2 separate regions of the Homo sapiens genome follow, and region 2 is linked to region 1. The links are chromatin loops, found by intact Hi-C in ENCODE. Cell type or tissue: B cell. All regions are shown on one strand. Each heading gives the region's core, and the rest is flanking DNA. Links, peaks and the distances in the headings are about the cores only. Region 1 overlaps POLD1 (DNA polymerase delta 1, catalytic subunit). Region 2 holds the start of GARIN5A (golgi associated RAB2 interactor 5A).

What was found. A loop is a pair of places that touch in the nucleus more often than their neighbours do. Peaks named below come from ENCODE experiments on the same cell type or tissue, not always from the same donor. Only the 100,000 strongest peaks of a DNase experiment are listed, where the experiment ranks them.
Region 2: it touches region 1 in a loop (11-fold over the local background); 9 of 110 quality-filtered maps call a loop at or near these places.

The regions. Positions count from the first base shown.
Region 1 is chr19:50,408,193-50,418,630 of GRCh38, reverse strand. POLD1 (DNA polymerase delta 1, catalytic subunit) reads right to left here. Exons shown (of 27, transcript NM_002691.4): 15 at 9,730-9,846; 16 at 9,396-9,509; 17 at 8,965-9,112; 18 at 5,110-5,205; 19 at 4,752-4,889; 20 at 3,641-3,816; 21 at 3,041-3,193; 22 at 2,805-2,907; 23 at 2,103-2,235; 24 at 1,908-2,021; 25 at 1,534-1,586; 26 at 1,362-1,459; 27 at 617-789. The coding sequence ends at 684. Among named protein-coding and RNA genes, the nearest start is that of SPIB, 5.5 kb to the left of the region's middle. RefSeq lists silencers at 386-554, 837-896, 927-1,066, 2,597-2,756, 2,937-3,026 and 1 more and enhancers at 2,267-2,326, 2,218-3,002, 3,003-3,787, 3,737-3,856. In B cell, for the core only: CTCF peaks have their summits at 3,488 and 3,687 (motif pointing right); DNase peaks (open chromatin) are centred at 310, 1,260, 2,780, 3,670 and 5 weaker places; H3K4me3 peaks cover 2,670 bases; H3K27ac peaks cover 4,329 bases.
Region 2 is chr19:50,471,365-50,481,802 of GRCh38, reverse strand. It overlaps GARIN5A (golgi associated RAB2 interactor 5A), which reads left to right and starts at 4,955. Exons shown (of 5, transcript NM_001308429.2): 1 at 4,955-5,673; 2 at 5,870-5,970; 3 at 6,300-6,478. The coding sequence starts at 5,415. EMC10 (ER membrane protein complex subunit 10) reads right to left here and starts at 5,296. Exons shown (of 7, transcript NM_206538.4): 1 at 5,145-5,296; 2 at 3,802-3,874; 3 at 2,737-2,846; 4 at 1,588-1,692; 5 at 1,041-1,222; 6 at 826-919. The coding sequence starts at 5,258. RefSeq lists enhancers at 5,092-5,291, 5,158-5,658. In B cell, for the core only: a CTCF peak has its summit at 2,493 (motif pointing right); DNase peaks (open chromatin) are centred at 2,516, 5,382, 6,479 and 6,654; H3K4me3 peaks cover 1,526 bases; H3K27ac peaks cover 1,628 bases.

The DNA.
Region 1 (10,438 bases), core at 291-8,290:
ATCAGGAAACGGAGGATCTGGACCCAGGAGCCGAATTCCAGCAGGGGCGGGCTGGGGGCCGAGGGGCAAGCACAAGACTCTCCCCGGGGGATGTGTGAGGTGACGGGAGGGCCGAGGGCATCTGACGGCAGTTAGAGGCTGCGGGGATAGAGATGGGAGTCGCTGGGGGGAAACCCAGACCCAAAGCCCATTGCCAGGACCCCGACGTGGAAACATCGTGGGTGTGTGGTCCGGCGGGGGATGGGGGGGTCCCCTTGGCCGGGCTGAGGAGTGGAAGCCCCGGTGCGCCTGGGGCTGCCCCAGGGCCTGGAGGAAACAGGTCAGCACCTGGAGGGCGGGGCAGCCACCAGGGTCCCCAGGGTCATCACCAGGGAGGGCTGGGCCGGGGCCAGACACCTGGGGGCCCTAAGCAGGGCAGAGAAGCGCTGGTATAAGGGTTCCTTCAGGGCCAGAGAGGAAACTGAGGCAGGCTTGGCCCACATGAACCAGGCAGCACAGGTGGGAGTCCGGGGGCTTTTGCTGAGGATGAGGGGCGGTGCGGGCCTCAGGAGGGTCCCAGCCAAGGCCAGGGCTTATGAAACCAGACAGTGTCCCCCAGAGACCACAAAGCACCATATAGCAAAAGTCCAGAACTTTATTAATTCTCCCTGGTCCCGCCCCCGCCCCATGGGATGCTTGCAAGGTCACCAGGCCTCAGGTCCAGGGGGTCCGAAGCGCCGCAGGAGCTGCTCCTGGTCTTCCAGGTCCTTCCGCACCTTCTTGCGCATGTAGAAGATGGGGCAGTCCCGGCTGCGGGTGGGGGCAGGGGCAGGGTCAGGACCAGCCAAGGCCCAGTGCCCAGCCTGGGAGAGGGGTGGGGGCTGTTCCCAGGACTTTGGTCCCCGCCTGCTGCCCAGCCCACCCGCCCCCTCCCGCAGCGGGCTGTTTGCTCAGCAGGCACGGGGGGGGTGGGGGGGGGGAGCCGATAACAGCGGGTGCCTGGCGAGGTGCAGGGCCATGGCTGGCCGTATATCACCTGTCACCTGGCGTGGGAACCCACCCCGCCTACCCGTTCCCTGGGGAAAGCCCGGCCCCGCCCTGGGGAGGGGGCCAGGCTGGCTGGGTGTGTCGGGAGGACAGCCGTTTCCCGGGCAACACTGGGTGCCGGGCGCTGCCTCCCTAAGCACCCACCCCCTCTGGGGGGCTGGGATGGGCCCATTTTTCAGACAAGGACACTGAGGCTCAGGACAGCTCACAGCTGGAAGGGGATGGGCGGGGAGGATGCTCAGGAGAGGCCTTGGAGTCAGAGGTTGGGTCCACAACCCACAGGCCTGGGAGCTGGGAAGGGGCGGGGCAGCCCAGGGTCGGGACATGGCACACACCTGGTGCAGATGACGTCCTCGTGCAGGCTGCCCTGGCAGCGCTGGCACTGCGTCCAGAGGCGCGAGAAGCGCTCCTCCAGGGCATTCAGATGGGATACCTGGGGACGGCAGCGGCTGAGCAGGGCGCCCCCGCCTCCCCACCTGGCCCCTCCTCACCTCCCGGCCCTCTCACCTCCTTCTGATACAGCTCAGACTCCCGGGGCTGGCAGAACTCACACACGGCTCCTGTGGGGAGGCGGGTCAGCCCAAGTGCTGGGGCCCAGCCAGGAACTGGGCCACCCCATCCCTGCCCACTGCCAATCCCAGCTTCTGAAAGTCCCCAGAGGCTGGAGAACAACGGAGCAAGTGTGCTGGGAAAACTCCCCTGGGGAACTCCCGGGGTGGGGGCCGAGGACCCTCTGTGGGGGGTGGAGACAGGGGCCACCCACCCAGGGGCCCTGGGCCCACTGGGTGGCAGTGCCAGCCGATGGGGTGGGTGTCTAGGATCTGGGGTGACGGCAGAGCAGGTTGAGGGCCAGTGGGGGCCCAGTGGCCAGGGCCGCTCACCCTGGTGGCTGAGCACTGTGCGGCAGCCAATGCAGCAGTTGCGGCGTTTGGCGAAGGCCAGGAGGCCGCCCACCTTGCCCGTGAGCACCGTCTTGCAGCGCGTGTGGTCCCCCCCTGCAGGAGAGGAGGCAGGTGGTGGGCCGGTGATCTCCTCTGCCCCCCCAGGGTGCCCCCAGTCCCCTGGTGCCCCCGTACGCAGTAGCACAGCCTCGGCACGGCCCTCGCCCAGGATGGGCTCGAAGATGCGCAGGAGGGGCTTGGCCAGCTGCTGCTCCAGGTAGTACTGCGTGTCAATGGGCAGGCTGTGCTCCAGCACGAACAGCGGGTCCTGCGGCCACATGGCAGTCACACCCGGGCAGCCAGGGAAAGGGCACCGGGGTGGACACGGGGTGGTCATGGGGCCTGGGGCTTAGGGCCTAGGCCTGCCTGCGGGCTGTGACATGGGGGGGGCCTGGGTCTGGGATGGGGTCGGAGGTCACGGAGTCTCTGGGCCACAGAGTCTGTAGGGCTCTCAGGTCACCACGGAAGGGTCAGAGTTCACAAGGGGAAGCAAGGATGAGGAAGGGGTCAGGAGGTCAGAGGTCATGGGGCTAAGATGTGGGTCACTGGGGGTGGGGGTAGAGCTGGAGGATTATGAATCCAAGGGAACCCCCGGCTGGGGAGCTGTATGCACAGGGGAGGGACTGGGGCCCCTTCCATAGGGAAGCAAGGGAGGGGTCAGAATAGAGGGGGGACCTCCAGAGGGGGCCGAGGCCACACCCAGGCTGCCATGGGGGGCGGTTCTCAGGGCCCCACAGGGCACGGGAGGCCCCACCCTTCCCGCAGGCCCGCCCATCTCGGAAAGCAGAAGTGAGAGCGAGGGGGCTGGGCGGGAGCAGGCAGCCAGGTGGGCCTGACCTCCGACTTCATGTAGGCGGCCACACCCTTGGCGGCACTGATGATCACGTAGGGGACGCGGTCGCCCAGGCTGGGCGCACTCCCGGGGTCCCGCTTCCTCATCCTGCGTGGAGATGGGGTGGCGGGTGGGTGAGGGCAGGTGGGTGGCGGGGGTGGGGGCGAGGGTGTAGGAAGTGGGCCCAGCTGGCAGGAAGGAGGGGGTTATTTCTGGCCAGGCCACCCGCCCCGCGCAGGACCTCTCGGCCAGCTCCACGTGGGCCTGCTTGCCGGCATAGTCGGAGGCCGCGCGGGTCAGCTCCTTGGTGATGACCAGCTGGGAGATATCGATGCGGTTGCACAGCAGGTCCGAGATGACGTCCTGTGCGTGAGCCACCGCGCCCTCAGGGTCTCTGTAGGAGAGCGGGCCGCACAGCGTCACCAAAAGGCACTGAGGGCCAGGCTGGTGCCTCCACGGGTCTCAGGGCTGGAGACCAGGATGAGCTCTTAGGGCTGAGGCTCAGGGCAGAGAGGGGCCCTTCCTACCATAGGCTGCAGAGTGGCAGAGGCAGGGCCTGAACCCACAGCTGCCCAAGCCGACTCTTTCCACTGCTTCACCACCGAGGAAGAGCTGGGCCTGACACCTGTGTTCCCAGAGGAGGAGGGGCTGGGGGTCTGGACTCTTGTATCTAAGAGAGGAAGGGGCTGGGGGCCCTGACCCCGGGATCTGAGGAGGAGGGGGCTGGGGGCCTGGACCCGTGGGTCTGAGGGAGGAGGGGCTGGGGCCTAGACTCCTGGGTCTGAGGGAGGAGGGGTTTGGGGCCCAGCCCCCTGAGTCTGAGGGAGGAGGCCCCACACACCGGTCGATGAGCAGGCGGCGCAGTGAGGCAGTGACCAGGTTGGCCACGAGGGGGCAGTTGTCCCTGCGCACGGCCTCCAGGCCCTTGCAGTCCATGCGGTCGTGGGCGTCGGGCCGGGAGGAGAAGAGCAGGCCCGCGTAGCGCTTCTTGCTGATAAGCAGGTATGGGAAGTAGACCTGGGAGGGAGCCATGGCCAAGACCCTGAGCCTGAGGAGGCCAAGCCCCAATCTGGAGACGCCCCCCAGAAACTGAAGGTAGACAGGGTCCCAGACGCAGTTTGAGGACATGGGAGCCGTGCCCTGAGCCTGGTGGGATGGACCGAGACACTGTATGGCTGGAAGTGGCTCCTGAGGCCCCTCGGCAATGCCAGAGCCCCCACACCAGAGACCCCAATCTGAAACAGAGACTGGGATAAATCCAGATAGTCCCTAAAACATGAGATCCAGACAGGCGAGTCGATGAAGCATCCCATGAAAGAGAGGAGAAACTACGGCTGGGTGAGCCCTGAGGCAGAGACCTCCCCACTCTGCGAGGCTCCAAGTCCAAGGCCTGGCACGAGAGAGCGTTAAGCCACGGGGAAACAGTACAGTGTGAGAACTGGGCGTGGCGGCTCAGGAGGCCAAGGCGGGAGGATCGCCGGAGCCCAGGAGTTGGAGGCTGCAGTGAGCTGTGAACTCGCCACTGCACTCCAGCCTGGGCGACAGAGCGAGACCCAGACTCTTCAAAAGAAAATATGGTGCAAGGTTTCCTGGGACCAAGTGTGCCGCACTCAGAGGGCCAGGGGCAATGGTGCACAGATCTAAGGTGCACCCCCATCAGGGTCCCTGCGTGGAGGGCAGCTCCACATCTGACAGGTACTGGGAAACCTCAAAACCAGGGACACTGTGACACCTCAAAACCAGGGACAGCGACAGGGTTTTCAAAGAACAGATGCCATCCAGGGTAACAAAGCCCAAGGCCTTGGAGGCTTCCCAAACCAAGGCCCCAGCCTCAGGAGAATCTAAGCAGCAACATCCCTTCACACTGTGGCTTTTGTGAACCCAAAGAACGGGACACCCTGAGTACCCTGATGAGGGCACCTAAATGCAGAGCCCCTGACCCAGCCACGCACCTTCTCAAACTCCAGCCGGATGGGCGACGGGAAGTGACCTGACACCCAGTCCGCGGCCTCCCGCCCCAGGGCCATCGCCTCAGCCACCGAGGACACGCCGAATCGGCACATGACGGAGTCAGTGTCACCATACACCACCTGCGGGCGGTGGGGATGTGTGTATGTGAGAAGCAGGGTCCCTTCTGTCAACTACTGGTGTCGGGGGGTGGCAGGTGGCTAATGCCAACGGGACCCAAGGATGCAACAGGAGAGTGGGCAGGGTGTGACCAGGAGGCACGGGGACATGGGGGTCCGGCCCGGCTTCCATCCCCCCACCTGCCCTGGGCCCATCTCAGGGCAGCGGTGGGCAGCCCCCGACCTTGGCACTGGTGCTGTAGCCATTCTCCACTGTGTACTTAGACTCCACCAGCTGCTTGGTTTTCTCGATCATCTGACGTCCGAACCCCGTGACGCTCTGTCGGGGAGAGAATCATGCGGAGTGAAGCCCTGGGGGCCATGTGCAGTGAACGTGGGCCGGCGGGGGAGGGGTCCCGCCTCTGCCATTTCCCAGTGGCATAGGCTTATGTACAAGCCACTCTGCCCCTCCTGGGCCTCAGTTCCCAAATCTGCAAAATGGGACTATAAGGCGGCTCCTCAATGGTCAGGTGGAAAGAAGTGGGTTCCCTGGCTCAGAGTTCTGGACATGCACAAGGAAGTGACTACATCAAATGCATGCTGGAAAGACTGCGGCCTGAAGAGGCCACTGGCCCAGTGTTTCCCTCACACTGACATTCTGGGCAGCTCTCTATGGTACAGGACCACCGACATAGCCAGCCCCATCCCTGGAAGCCAGCAGTGCCACCCCCATCCCTGTACCACCAGAACTGGCCCTACCTACACATTGACAAATGCCCCCCAGAGCAGGGGGTGGCACCACCCTGACTAAGAAACCATTGAGAAACCCACTGTCTTATTTTAGAGTTAAGAAAACTAGCTGGCGTGGTGGCTTATGCCTGTACACCCAGCACTTTGGGAGGCTGAAGTGGCTGGATCACTTGAGGTCAGGAGTTCGAGATCAGCCTGGACAACATGGTGAAACACCATCTCTACTAAAAATACACACACACACACACACAAAACTAAAAAATACTTAAACAACAACACCACCACCACCACCACCACCACCAAACCTGAGGCTGGGGGTGGGGACACCAAGGAGAGATGGGTGTGATTCTTCTGTTTTTGTTTGTGTGGATCCAGTCAGGAAATCTGTCTAACTAGAGCATTTTGTCCATTTACATTTAGTGTAATTACTGATATAGCTGGGCTTACGTCTACCACTTTACTGTCTAGCTTTTACTTGTTCCACCTGTCCTATGTTCCTTTTTCTTTCCTTTGTAATCTTTTCCTGAAATGATTCAATTTTTTTTTTTTTTTAAGAGACAGGAGGCCAAGCGTGGTGACTCACACCAGTAATCCCAGCACTTTGGGAGGCCGAGGCAGGTGGATCACCTGAGGTCAGGAGTTCAAGACCAGCCTGGCCAACATGGTGAAACCCCGTCTCTACTAAAAATGCAAAAATTAGCCAGGCATGGTGGCGGGTGCCTGTAATCCCAGCTACTCAGGAGGCTGAGGCAGGAGAATCACTTGAACCCGGGAGGGAGAGGTCGCAGTGAGCCAAGATTGTGGCATTGCACTCCAGCCTGGGTGACAGAGCAAGACTCCATCTCAAAACAAACAAACAAAAACTAAAAGAGACAGGGTCTCAACTCTGTCACCCAGAATGGAGTGCAGTGATGCCATCACAGCTTACTGTAACTCAAACTGCTGGGTTCAAGCCATCTTCCCGTCTCAGCCTCCTGAGTAGCTGCAACTACAGGCATGAGCTACCACAATGCCTGGCTAGTTTTGTTTGGTTGTATTTTTTGTAGAGATGGGGTTTCACTATGTTGCCCAGGCTGGTCTTAAACCCCTGGCCTCAAGTGATCCTCCCTCCTCAGTGTCACAAAGTGTTGGGATTACAGGCGTGAACACTGTAATTCATTACTTTTTTTTTTTTTTGAGACGGAGTTTTGCTCTGTTGCCCAGGCTGGAGCGCACTGGCGCAATCTCGGCTCACTGCAACCTCTGCCTCCTGGGTTCAAGCGATTCTCCTGCCTCAGCCTCCCGAGTAGCTGGGATTAGAGGCACCTGCCACCACTCCTGGCTAATGTTTTGTATTTTTAATAGAGACAGGGTTTCACCATGTTGGCCAGGCTGGTCTTGAACTCCTGACCTCGTGATCCGCCCGCCTCGGCCTCCTAAAGTGCTGGGGTTACAGGCGTGAGCCACCGCGCCCAGCCAATTCATTGCATTTTTATTATTCCACCTCTTGCTCCCATAAGCTTGAGAGACAGAAATAAGGAAAGAGGTCAAGAGACAGAAACAGAACAGTGACAGAGGGAAGCGGCTGAGAGAGAAAAGACAGAGACACAGGATTGGTAAGAGGCAGCCCCAGGGGAGGGCCAAGCTGTGCTCTCTTGGCCTGGCCTCTGCTTCAGGGCTAGAGCCTGATGTCCACACAGCCACCCCTTTCCACCAAGGAGGCTGGGGAGGCAGCCGGGGACTGTGAAAGGCAGAGGGGAGTTGGGAGCATGCAGTGAGCGATTCACTTTGTGCAAAGAAAGGTCTGGCTCTTGCCTGGCTCCTGGTAGTCTAAGCCCCTAGAATATCCCGCCTGATAACAGTGTCTCTGTTCCAGCCTGGGCAACATGGCGAGACCCTATCTCTACAAAAAATAACAAAAATAGGTGGCACGTGCCCGCAGTCCCAGCCACTTGGGAGGCTAACGTGGGAGGCTCACCTGAGTCCCGGAGGTTGAGGCTGCAGTGAGCCACGATTGTGCCACTGCGCTCCAGCCTGGGTGAGAGAGTGAGACTCTGTCTCAAAAAAAAAAAAAAAAAAGGTGTTTGTGTACCTGGGACTTTGAACCACACCAGGTAGTTGACACTAACATGGTTTATGGTAGGGCCCTGGGCCATGCAGTATCAGTTTGACCTCTGGGGGTTGCTGAGGGGCCTGGGGATGATGGAGTCACTAAGGCCAGTCACAGGGTGCTCCATGCCTATAGGACTGACACCCAAGAAAAACCCTGGACCCCAAAGCTTGGGTGAGAGCCTCTGGTTGGCAATGCTGCATGTGTGCAGGCACGCATCAAAACTGGGAGGAAGGAGGGCCAGCCTGGCAACTCTACTGGGAGAGCACAACTGGAAGACACGCCTGGTCCCTCCTATACCCTGCCCTGTGCACCTCTTTCTTTTGCTGAGTTTAATCTGTGTCCTTTTGCTGTATTAAATCATAACCATGAGAACCAGCTTTTCTGCTCTCTGAGTACTTCTAGTGAATCACTGAACCTAAGTGGTCTTTGGGACCCCCAGAACTGCGGGTGGGTGGGTGTGTGCAAAGGCCCCACCCACTGAGAATTCATCCAAGCCTTCCACCCAGAGCCCTGTGAAAAGTGGCGCAGTGCCCAGCCAGAGAGGGAGCTCCCCGTGGCTAGAGGTAACCAAGCAGAGCAGCACAACTACTGGCCTGGAATGGGCCAAGACTCAAGTCCCAGGGGAGAAGGCTGGACAGGAAGACCCTTCCGAGGCCCTCATATGCCAGGAGCTGGGGCACTGACCCCAGCTTGGCAATCTCGGAAACTCAGGCCCTCTGTGGTTTCAAAGAATCTGTTTTTCTGTTCAAGCAGCAGAGCTGCCGTGGGTAGGCAGACCGGGACGCTGCCGTGGGGACGGTGAATGGCTTCCCTCCCCACGTCCCTTGGCCTCTGTGTGAGCGTCGCCTATTGAGAGGGGTGAGTCCCGCCCAGCCCCATCACTCCCCGACAGTCCGCACCTCCTGCTTTATCCGGCTGCAAAGCTCGTAGCGCCACTTGTGTCCTAAACACGTTTACACAGACCTGTCAGTGTCCCCACTGGGCTGCAAGATGACAGGGACAGGAGCTCTCATCCATTTTGTTCCCCTCTGTATCCCCAGGGCACAGAGTGAGCCCTGACCACAGTGTGTGCTCAGTAGGCATTTGCTGAGTGAAGGAATGGACCAATTGCTCAAGCCACATTGGCATCCTCTCTCTAGAAGGCCAGTGAGTTGGGGTGCCCAGTCCTCTGGATACAGGTCCCCCACATGGAGCCCTGGTCTCCTACACAGGGGGCCCACCTGCCCCCAGTTGCCTTCCAGGGGCCCGAGTGCCCACCTGTGAGATCTCCAGGCACGGCAACTTGCCCACCTGGGCGCCAGTGAAGCCGTATACGGAGTTGGCGCTCACCTTCAGCGCCAGCTGCCGTCCATCCAGGACCTGGCGCCGGAGGGGGTCTGTCTCCTTGGCCAGCTCGGCCTTGGCCCTGCGAGGGAACACGGGGAAAGCACACTCAGGCGGCACCTGGGCATTGGTCAGGGCTCCTTTCTGGAAGTGAGTGCCATGTACGGTTGGGCGTACTGTGCACTGCACAGAAGCTTCTGGCCAAGGGGGCAAAAGGAAGCTGCCAGGAGGGGATGCCTTGTGCTAATTCACGCACAGCTGAGGGCAGGGTGGCTGGGCAGCCCTGGGGTGTCCCAGTGAGGGACAGGGATTGCCCAGAGGCCCCAACAGGTCTGAGCTCCAAGCAGGCGATCTCCAGGGCTCACCTCTTCCGGGCACTGAGCAGGTTCTCCAGGATCTGGGGCAGCAGCCCCTTCCGCACTGAGGTCTTCACAAACTCGTCCCCGGTGGGGGTCCTGATGAACTGATCCTCAGTCAGGCTGGGTTGGAAGATGTTGGGGTGACTGCCGGCCACCCTCCTGCTCCAGCCCACCTCTGCCCTACGGTCCTGGCCTTGGCCATGAGCACACGCAGGCCCCTCAAGCACCCCTCCACTCCCTACTATCTCTGGGCCTGTGCCTATGCCCCCCACCAGACTGAGCCCCCCAAGGGAAGGCCCAGATGGGCCTCGGGGGACACATGCTGAATTGGGCACTATACCCCAGTTTCTGTGCAGTCCCGGGCCGAAGGAGCGTGGTGTAACACAGGTTGTGGGCCATCATGATGGACGGGTACAGCGAGGAGAAGTCCAGGGTGGCGATGGGGACGTCGTAGTACCTGGGAGGGGAGCAGCCGCGGCCGGGAGTCAGGGCTAGGAGTTCCCATGCCGCCCCCGCCCTGTCTTGTGGCCTCACCCTTTAAAAAAAAAAAATCATTCATTGGCTGGGAGCAGTGCTCGCTCCTGCAATCCCAGCACATTGGGAGGCTGAGGCAGGAGGATCGCTTGAACTCAGGAGTTTCAGATCAGCCTGGGCAACATGGCAAAACCCTATCTCTACAAAAAAATTTTAAAAATTAGCCAGGTGTGGTGGTGCACGCCTGTGGTCCCAGCTACTCAGGGGCCTGAGGCAGGAGGATTGCTTGAGCCTAGGAGGTGGAGTAAGCCAAGATCATGCCACCGCACTCCACCCTGGGTGACAGAGTGAGACCCTGTGTCAAAAAAAGAAAAAGAAAAAGAAAAATAATATATATAATTAATCTACTATTTTATTTTATTTTATTTTTTTTGAGACGGAGTCTCGCTTTGTCACCCAGGCTGGAGTGCAGTGGCGCAATCTCAGCTCACTGCAACCTCCACCTCCCGGGTTCAAGCGATTCTTCTGCCTCAGCCTCCCGAGTAGCTGGCACTGCAGGCGCCCGCCACCATGCC
Region 2 (10,438 bases), core at 1,537-9,536, 62 kb before region 1:
GCAGGGAGTGGGAGGGCGCTCGAGTGGGCAGCAGGGCAGGGCCCAGCAGGCAAGGGCTCAGCCTCTGGGCCTCAGTTCCCTGCAGCACAACTGTTGGACTATCCAGGCGGAGCGGGTGAGGCCCTCAGGCAGGGCACTCAGCACAGCAGGGCTCAGCCATCCCAGCCTCAGCATCCTCCTAGCCTGCCTCGGGCCACACAGACCTCTTCGCTGGCCTTGGCCTGCCTGGGCTCCTGTGCCACAACCTAACACCAGTCTCCACACTCAATGGACCAGAGGCCTGGGTGGAAGCCACCTCCTCCGGCTGTCCCCAGCCTCCCCACCCCACGCCTCAGCCTCTAAGCCCCCGGGACTCAGACCTGCTGCTGGCAGCACAGGCCCCTCCCTCCTCAGCTCCAGGAGGCCTCCCAGGCACCCTGCTGCCCCCAATGCCCCTCCCTGGGCCACATCCCTCCCGGACCCACTCCTCTCTCCTTCCTGTACAACCCCCTGAAGAACCTGCTCGCCCCTCCTTTCCAAGCCTCCCTGGTTCCTTTGAAACCTCCACTGTTCCCTTCCTCTCCAGCCTCATGGCTCCAACCTAGCTCAGGCCGAGACCTCCCCCAGGACCCTGCGCCCTAGAGCTGGCCCGACCTCCCCTGACCACACTTCCATACCCTCTTCCTGCAAACAAGCCTCAGCCCAGGTACCAGGACACACAGGAGGCCCGGAGGACAAGGAGCAGGCCCGAGCACCATAGGGGAGTCTGGGTGGGAGCATGGAGGGCCTGGCCAGGCACCGGGACTGTCAGGAAGGGAATAGGGGAGGCGGGGGAGCCCCACTCACGTATTTGGCGAAGAAGGACTTCTGCTCCTGGGGGTTCTTGGCCTTCTGGGCCTGTTCCATCTCCAGGCGCTCAATGAAGGCCGCCGTCTCAGGGCTGGGGCAAGGGGAGAGGAGGAGAAGGGTGAGGCCCGGAGTCCAGGGACCTGGAGACCCTGAGGCCGCCAGGAAGGGCCGGGGCAGGTGGCAAGAGCGCCGCGAAGGCAGCAGAGGCTCACCCTGGGGCTGTGGTGGGCGGCTGCAGCTGCACCGAGGTGTTGAACAGCTCCAGGTCCACGTCCTCCACCTCATGGCCCCGGCAGCCCCCGGGGTGCGTCACCACCGACACGCCCACCACGTTGCCGGCCACATCCACGTGCAGGGTCAGCTGGTCCGACAGGTGCGACTCCACCAGGGAGCACTGTGGGGGGAGTGGGGTCAGTGGAGGTGGGGAGCCTGCTGCCTGGGCTCCACCCTAACCTCCCCCGGCCCCCACCACAGGACCCCCGGAGCATTTTTCAAAACCTTCCCATGGCTCCCTGTTACCCTCAGGCCCAAGTTCAACCGCCCCCCACCCGGGAGTCCTCACAATGCTATCCCCATGAAAGCACCCGCTACCTGGACCGACCCCTCCAGACCAGGAGGCCTCGGAAGGCAAGGCCAGGTCTGAGTCTCCCAGGCCTCTGCGGGCTCCAGAAACACAGGGGTTCGAATGGTGGAAGCAGGACCAGGGTAGGGGATGAGGAGGACGAGGGAGAAGGGGGCTCATCCCCGACACCAACTCACCGCAGGGACAAAGGAGGAGACATAGCCACCAGCTTCCAGGCCATCCAGGGCCCCGGGTCGCCTTGGGATCCGGACCCGGTACAGGCCATTCAGGGCTGCCACATCCTGGGGATGGGAGAAGAGGGTGCTGGTCAGAAGGATGGTGTCAGCCCTGGACAGGCTGTGATGCCCACCAGGCCTCCGCGAAGGCCCCTCTCCAGCCCCACCCACCTCACGGCCCACACTCCCCAGGCCAGCCAACCTGAGTCGACCCAGGACTCTTCCTGTTGGGGTGGCCCGGCTGGTGGGTGAGGCCAGGAGCAGCTGGGACCGCCCCACCTAGGGGAAAAGCCACCACAAGGAGGGCAAAGCCCAGCCCAGCGATGGAGTGGGTCCTGAGGACGCCTTCCCTGTGCCTGGATCCAGCTGCACCTGGCGTCCACCCTATGCCTGGACGTACCAGTTACATGCATAATAAATTCTGTTTGGGGACAGCTGTGACAAGAGAATCATGTGGGTACCATGCAGGAAGGGTGCTCAGGCAGACCTCACCGCGTGGCCACCAGAATCAAGCCTGCACTCCCCAGCCTCCCTCACAGCTACATCTGGCTGATGGGTGGAAGTGGGTTGTGCCAGCTTTTGCAAGCTTTCTCTAAATGCTGCTGCTCCTTCTGCCCCTCTTTCTCCCTCTCTATCCTGCTGCCTGGAGCCCTGGGGCCTCTCTGCATGACCCCTGCGGAGGATTGAGCTGGGCCCTTGAGGCTGCCACAACACAGGGCGACAGAAGTGAGCTCCTGTCCAACCATAGCTATTTTGAGGCTTTCTCCTCACAAACAAATCTCATCTAAGTGGTCATGAAACAGCTCAGCTGATCTGGAAAAGAAGAGGAGCCGACTGTGTGAACCTGCAGGGGAAGGGGGTCTGCCAGCAGAGGGAGCAGTGCAGGAAGAGGCCGTGATGCAGGACACCATGCCTGGCGGCGCTAAGACGAACTGCAATGCCGTTCCTCCAGGGGCAGTCATTGAGGACAGAGGCTGAGAGTGGCAGGTGGTGCTGGGAGCCCACCTGGGCCTGGAGGGAAGGCTGCTGGGGACCAGCAGGGGGTGGCTGAAGAGACAGCTGGAAACCCTCCATCCCCATCCACACCCAGCCCTGAGGGCCCCACCTCACCCGGAGTCGGCCCCGCTCCTCCTCGCTGAGCTGCCGCTGTGACAGGGACAAGGTACCATCCTGCTGGTTCCAGAGCAGTGAGCCCCGCTTCCGGAAGTTGGCACTGTCATCTGTGAGGAGCTCAGGTTCAGAGACGCCCCCTCCCCCGCCCACCCTTCAACCCAGGCAGGGGCCAGGAGGTCCAGCTTCAAATTTTGGCCTGGCCTCCACCCGAGTGACCAGGTTCCCTCCCCATCTGGGCCCCCATTTTGCTATCTGCAAAGTGGGGACACCTCCACCATGTTCCACCTCACAAGGCAACCCGTAGCAGATGCATGAACCCCACAGCTCCCAAATCCTGCCTCTGCCTCACCAGGTGACCCAGGGATAGCCACACAACCTCTCTGAGCCTCAGCTTCCCCAACTGCAAAATACGGAGGCTGTGGAGTTCAGGAATTCCCAACTACCTGGCCATGTCAGAATCAGGGGAGCTGTTCACTGAGCAGATGCCAGGGTTTGCAGAGGGGCACCAGCTTCAGGGTTTGTGCCCTCAGGTTCGGGGCCTCAGACTCGATTACTACACTCTGGGCAGCACTGACGTCCAGCTCTGGGAACCTGGACACCTGCATCATGGCAATTTAAGTTTGGGTTTGAAGCTGGCCCCTGCTCTGCCACTCACTCACGATGAGACCTTGTGTGGTGCCTACTCTGAGCCCGTTTCCTCTTCTGGAAAAAGGGGCTGACACGAATACCTACCACCTCACATGGCTGCTGTGAGGACATCTGAGTTAATACTTGCAAAGCGTGGAACCGCTAATGCTGGGCACGTGGCGACTGATCAGGAAAGCCGCTCTGAAATTATTACTGCTGTGATGACCTTTTAAAAACTGAGGTTTGTCTCACAGGCAAGGGGGCATTTAAAGAGTGTTTCTCTTCTTTCATGTCCCACTTTCCCCTAACCTGAGGCAAATCTGTTAGTAAATGGTTGTTAGTAAATGTCATACGACGGGAGGCACCCAGACTCCAAGTCTTGACTTCTCAGGGCACCAATGTTAAGTGTCTAGGAGAGGACGTTGCCTGACTCACCGATCTCAAATGAGTGCTCCAGCAGCAGCCCCACCGTGCCACAGGCCTCGCCCTCTCGACCTTCCGCCCCAGCCTGCAGAGGACACAGAAGGCCCCAGGTGAGGACCACCCAAGCCCTCAGCATAGTAGTCACCCACAGAACCCAGGACAGACAGACTGGTGGGCTGAGGGAGGAGCCTTATCTTCAAGTTAATCACTGCTGCTTGCCTTTATTTCACTAGAAACCACCCATTTCATGAATATTCATACTCTGCACTCCCTCACCCCCAGAAAACCAGACCCTACAAACATGCCTAACCTCATTGCCAAAGCAACTATCCCAAGGTCACTTCCAAGCCTTGCGCCACAAATACTCATGAGTTAAATGACACTCTCCCTCTCCCAAGCCTTCTTTTTCATGCTAATATTCAAATGGCCTCCTTATCACCTGACAGCCCAATAGCCAAGATGCAGCCTGAGTTCAGTCCCTATTAAGCACATTCAAGATTCATGCTTTCCTTTTCTCCAACCTCCAAACTTGCATACTCACGCATATTTAGGAGACAAAACTCATCTCCACTTCCTCAAGAGCCCCCTCCCACGCCTTATTTTCTTTTTCTGAGACAGGGTCTCGCTCAGTCGCCCAGGCTGGAGTGCAGTAGCGTGATCTCAGCTCCCTGCAACCTCTGCCTCCTGGGTTCAAGCGATTCTCCTGCCTCAGCCTCCCGAGTAGTTGGAATTACAGGCACCTGCCACCACATCCAGCTAATTTTTGTGTTTTTAGTAGAGACGGGGTTTCACCATTTTGAGCAGGCTGGTCTTGAACTCCTGACTTCAAGTGGTCCGCCCGCCTCGGCTTCCCGAAGTGCTGGGATTACAAGCATGAGCCACCGCGACCGGCCTAATTTTTTTTTTTTTTTTAGTATTTTTTGTAGAGACAGGGCTCGCTATGTTGCCCAGGCTGGTCTTGAACTCCTGGCCTAGAGCAATCCTCCCGCCTCGGCCTCCCTAAGCGTTGGGATGACAGATGAGCCACCGCGCCCGGCTTCACCTTGCCTCTTTCATTTCAACCGCCCGGACGTCGGATTCTCCAAGATTCCACACCCCCAGCCCCGCCCCCTCATACATATTCCCGAGCCAGAGCCTTCCGACAGGTGCGCTTGTCCTCCCACCCAGTCCTTGCAACCCGGTGCACTGGCGAGGCCCCTCCTGCGCGTGCGTGACTGAGGCCTGGCTTTCCAGGGATCTCCCACCTCTTCCCTCTCAGCCCTGCGCAGCCTCCTTCCGTCTGTAACTCACCTAAAGACCCAAGACCTGCGACATCCGTAGACCGCGCCCGCTATGCACAGCTAAAGAGCACTCACCCCTCGCGCACCAGTCCCGGCCCGGCAGCCGCTGCCCCGGGCTCGACTGGGCGCTGCTACCGCCATCAGCAAGAGCAGGAGCAGCCGGGTTGCCCCAGCGCTGGCTGCCGCCATCTCGGCTTCTTCCCACCAGCGAAGGGACGGCTGTGAGCCAAGAGCCGCGGAGCACGCCGGGAGGAACAGGCCGCATCCTGACGCCCGTGCGCCTGCGCTGGGCCCCGGCACCTGCGCACTGGCACCCGTCCGCACCTGGGGCCTGACGTCAGCAGGATGGGGCCGCCCCTTTGGCCTGATCTCCAGGAGCCGCCCCCTCCAGGGACGTCATCACAAATCAGGAGCCCGCTCTTGTGTGACGTCATAAAGCCCGCTCCGCATCATGACGTCACAGTGCGCGTAGTCCCGCCCCCTCGCTTTCTCCCTCTGCTCCTCCGTCCGCTCCCGTCGGACGGGGACATTGCAATGAGGCGGGATCGCGGCCCTAAGCCGGCCCTGGGTGGAGCTGGCGAGGTGGAACCAGGTGGGATGGCAGGTGAGAGAGGGGAGCCAGGCCTAGAGGGGTTGGACCTGGTGAAGGAACCAAGTAGGATGGGGCCGGCAATTCGGGGGCATCTGATACCCCGTCCTCTCCGCGGGGCTGTGCCGGGCCCTCTCAGTTGGGAAGCCAGGCACAGCCTCCCAGGATCGACCCCCAGACTTCGTCCTGGTAAAATGCCTCCTGGTTGCAGCCTCTCCCACGGGCCGTCCCAGACGGCTCCAACGCTACCTCCAGAGCGGCGAATTCGACCAGTTTCGGGACTTCCCCATCTTTGAGAGCAACTTCGTACAGGTAGGGAGCCCCAGAACCCCCTCATCCCCAGCCTCGGCCTGCCCCTCGACCTCCTCCTGACTTGGAAAGCCCCTGCTCCCCCATAACGTCCATCTCGTGGGATTCCCGACTCCCAACTCCTATGTGATCTCTGACACCCCATACTTCTAGTTCTCTAGATTCTTTGTGAACCCTGGCCTGTAACTCCCTTGCCTCAGTTTCCCTGACTTCACACCCATATGATTCTTGAACTTTAATTTCAAGATATCTGGCCCCCAGCCTGATTTTCAACTCACCTGGTTCATGACCTTTTCCCCTACCAAGATTCCTAACCTCTGATCCCTCCTCAGTTCTGCCCCGACATCTATCCTGCCCCGACCTCTGACCTCTGGCCCCAGGTGACTCGGTTGGGAGAAGTTGCCAACGAGGTCACCATGGGGGTGGCAGCCTCCAGTCCAGCCCTGGAGCTCCCGGACCTATTGCTTCTGGCCGGCCCTGCCAAGGAGAACGGACACCTGCAACTCTTCGGGTAACTGCCCCCACCTCAGCCGAGACCCCTTCCTCCCTCAGCTCCAGGCACCTGAGCCCCCAGCAGTACCTCCCCTCGTCCAGACCACCCCCAGGGCCAGGAGCTGGCAGTGCTACCGGCCCTCCCTGAGCTGCCATCTACCCGGGAGAACAAGGACAGAGCAGCCCTCAGGGGCCAGAAATCAGAGATTAGACAGACCTGAAGGGGACAGTCCTCAGCCATGCCCCAGCAGCGGTCAGGAGAATGATCATTTCCGCAGGGCCTGCTCATGCCAGACGCCCCTAGGCCGCGCATACGATCTCACCTCTGACCTCATATCTTCACATGGTGGGGTCCCTTAGCCCCATCCGCCAAAGAGCTAAACTGAGGCTCAGAGAGCCGGGAGCCAGTTGCCCAGGGTCCCACTGTGGCTCCAGAGTGGGCCAGGATTGGAATGCCAAGCTTGTCATGATTGTGGATCTCATGGTTCTTGAGCCCTCCTGTGCCTCACTCCACACTGCCCCTTTACGTCATATTTTTTCATTGAAAAAGTAATGCAGATCGGGTGCGGTGGCCCACACCTGTAATCCCAGCACTTTGGGAGGCCAAGGCAGGCAGATCATTTGAGGCCAGGAATTTGAGACCGGTCTGGCCAACATAGCAAAACCCTGTCTCTACCAGAAATACAAAAAATTAGCCAGGGCCGGGTGCGGTGGCTCACGCTTGTAATCCCAGCACTTTGGGAGGCTGAGGTGGGTGGATCACGAGGTCAAGAGAACGAGACCATCCTGGCTAACACAGTGAAACCCCGTCTCTACTAAAAATACAAAAAATTAGTCGGGCGTGGTGGTGAGCGCCTGTAGTCCCAGCTACTCGGGAGGCTGAGGCAGGAGAATGGCGTGAACCCAGGAGGCGGAGGTTGCAGTGAGCTGAGATTGCGCCACTGCACTCCAGCCTGGGCGACAGAGCGAGACTCCATCTCAAAAAAAAAAAAAAAAATTAGCCAGGTGTGGTGGCGGGCGCCGGTAATCCCAGCTACTCGGGAGGCTGAGGCAGGAGAATTGCTTGAACCCAAGAGGTGGAGGTTGCAGTGAGCCGAGATCATCCCACTGCACTCCAACCTGGGTAACAGAATGAGTGAGACTCTGTCTCAAAAAAAAAAAGAGAGAATAAAAAAGAAAAGAAAAGAGAAAAGAAAAAGTAATGCAAACAAACGAGAAAACAAGCACAAAATAGACAGCAGAAGCTGTTCCTTTTTCTCACCCAAGGCTCCTGCCCCAACTCCAGCTACAAACACTGAAATGTTTACATGCCTACAGTACAGAAACATTCTGCCAGTAGCTTTCACTTTTTTTGTTGTTTGTTTTTTTGAGACAGAGTCTCCAGGCTGGAGTGCAGTGGCACAACCTCGGCTCACTGCAACCTCTGCCTCCTGGGTTCAAGCAATTCTCCTGCCTCAGCCTCCTGAGTAGCTGGGATTACAGGAGCCTGCCACCACGCCCAGCTAATTTTTGTATTTTTAGTAGAGACGGGGTTTCACCATGTTGGCCAGGCTGGTCTCGAACTCCTGACCTCAGGTGATCTGCCTGCCTGGGCCTCCCAAAGTGCTGGGATTACAGGCATGAGCTACCATGCCTGTCTGGCTTTCACTTTTTTGACCACATCTCACAGTTCATGAAAGAGAGATGCCGGGTATGGTGACTCATGCCTGTAATCCCAGCACTTTGGGAGGCTGAGGTGGGAGGATTACTTCAGGCTTGGAGTTCAAGACCAGCCTGGGCAACATAGCAAGACCCCCATCTCTACAAAAATCAAAATTACAAAGCTAGCCAGGTATGGTGACACATACATGTGGTCCTAGCTACTGGGGCTGAGCCAGGAGGATCACTTGAGCCCAGGAGTTCGAGGCTGCAGTGAACTGTGATCACACCACTGCACTCCAGCCTGGGCAATGAAGTGAGACCCGTTCTCTAAAAAAGAAAGAAAGAGAGGGAAGAAAGAAGACAGAGAAAAGAAGAAAGGGAAGAAAGTAAGGAGGGAGAAATAGAGGAAGGAGGGAAGGAAGGAAGGACAAACTCACATTGTCTCACACATGCACACATGAAGGTCCACAGTTCCTTCTCTGCATTTCTGAAATCCAAAAGATTGCTTTTCTAATTTCGTGGCCAAATCAGATTTTGACCTGCATGTACTCGAGATGACTTACAGCCTTTATTAATCCCCCTGCCTAAGTTAAAAACCTTTCACAAAGGAGTATTCTGACACCAGTACAGTACCCTGAGATATTTTCTCTTCTACACTATACCTTTATTTTTGTTTATGTGTTGTAGAGGTGGGATCTCACTATGTTGCCCAGGCTGGTCTTGAACTCCGGGCCTCAAGTGATCCTCCCACCTCAGCCTCCCAAAGCACTAGGATTACAGGCATGAGCCACTGTGCCTGGCCTTTATTTATTCATTCATTCATTTAATTTTGAGACAGGGTCTCACTCTGTCATCCAGGCTGGAGTGATCACAGTTCTCTGCAGGCGCAAGCGATCCTCCCACCTCAGCTGCCTGAGTAGCTGGGACTACAGGTGTGCACCACCCACACCTGGCTAATTTTTGTATTTTTTTGTAGAGACAGGTCTCACCATGCTGCCCAAGCTGGTCTCGAACTCCTGGGCTCAAGCAATCCTCCTCCCTCAACCTCCCAAAGTGCTGGGACTATACGTGTGACCCACCTTGCCCAGCCCCTTTTATTTTAAATGCTAACTGTATTTCACCAATTGATCTCATCACTCACTGAATCATGACCTGCAGTTGGAAGAACACCAATGATGGTGCTGAGAGTGGCTATGACCCTCTCATAAGCTCCTTTGGCACCCTAAAACCCCTTCCCAAATGAACATACCACTGAAGTGAGAACATTGAGCTTGCTCTGCAAATTTGGCCTCAGGACTCACCTCCTAGCCCCTCACTTCTGTCTAACCAACTTCCAGCCCTGAGCTATTCTGGGGCAGTTTCTGACAGAGAGATATATATATACACACATACATGTATATATACATATATACACACATACATGTATATATACATATATACACACATACATGTATATATAATACACACATACATGTATATATACATACACACATGTATATACATGCACACATACATGTATACATACATATACACACGTATACATACATATACACACGTATACATACATATACACACGTATATATACATATACACACGTATATATACATATACATATACACACATGTATATATACACATATACACACACGTATATATACATATACACACACGTACATATACATATACACACGTATATATACATACACGTATATATACATATACACACATACATGTATATATACATACATACATGTATATATACTTACACACATACATGTATATACACATATACACACATACATGTATGCATACATATACACACATGTATGCATACATATACACATGTATGTATGCGTATGCACACAGATATGTATGCGTATACACACAGGTATGTATGCGTATACACATGCATGTATGCGTATACACACAGGTATGTATGCGTATACACATGCATGTATGCGTATACACACACGTGCATGTATGCGTATACACACACGTGCATGTATGCGTATACACACACGTGCATGTATGCGTATACACACACGTGCATGTATGCGTATATACACACATGTATACACACATATATATACACACATATATATGGATCCATCCTTTCTTTAAAAACAGCAGTAGAGGCTGGGTGTGATGGCTCACACCTGTAATCCCAGCACTTTGGGAGGCTGAGGTGGGCAGATCACCTGATTGCCAGGAGTTTGAGACCAGCCTGGCCAACATGGTGAGACCCTATCTCTACAAAAATACAAAAAATTAGCCAGACATGATGATGGGCGCCTGTAGTCCCAGCTACTCAGGAGGCTGAGGCAGGAGAATCATTTGAG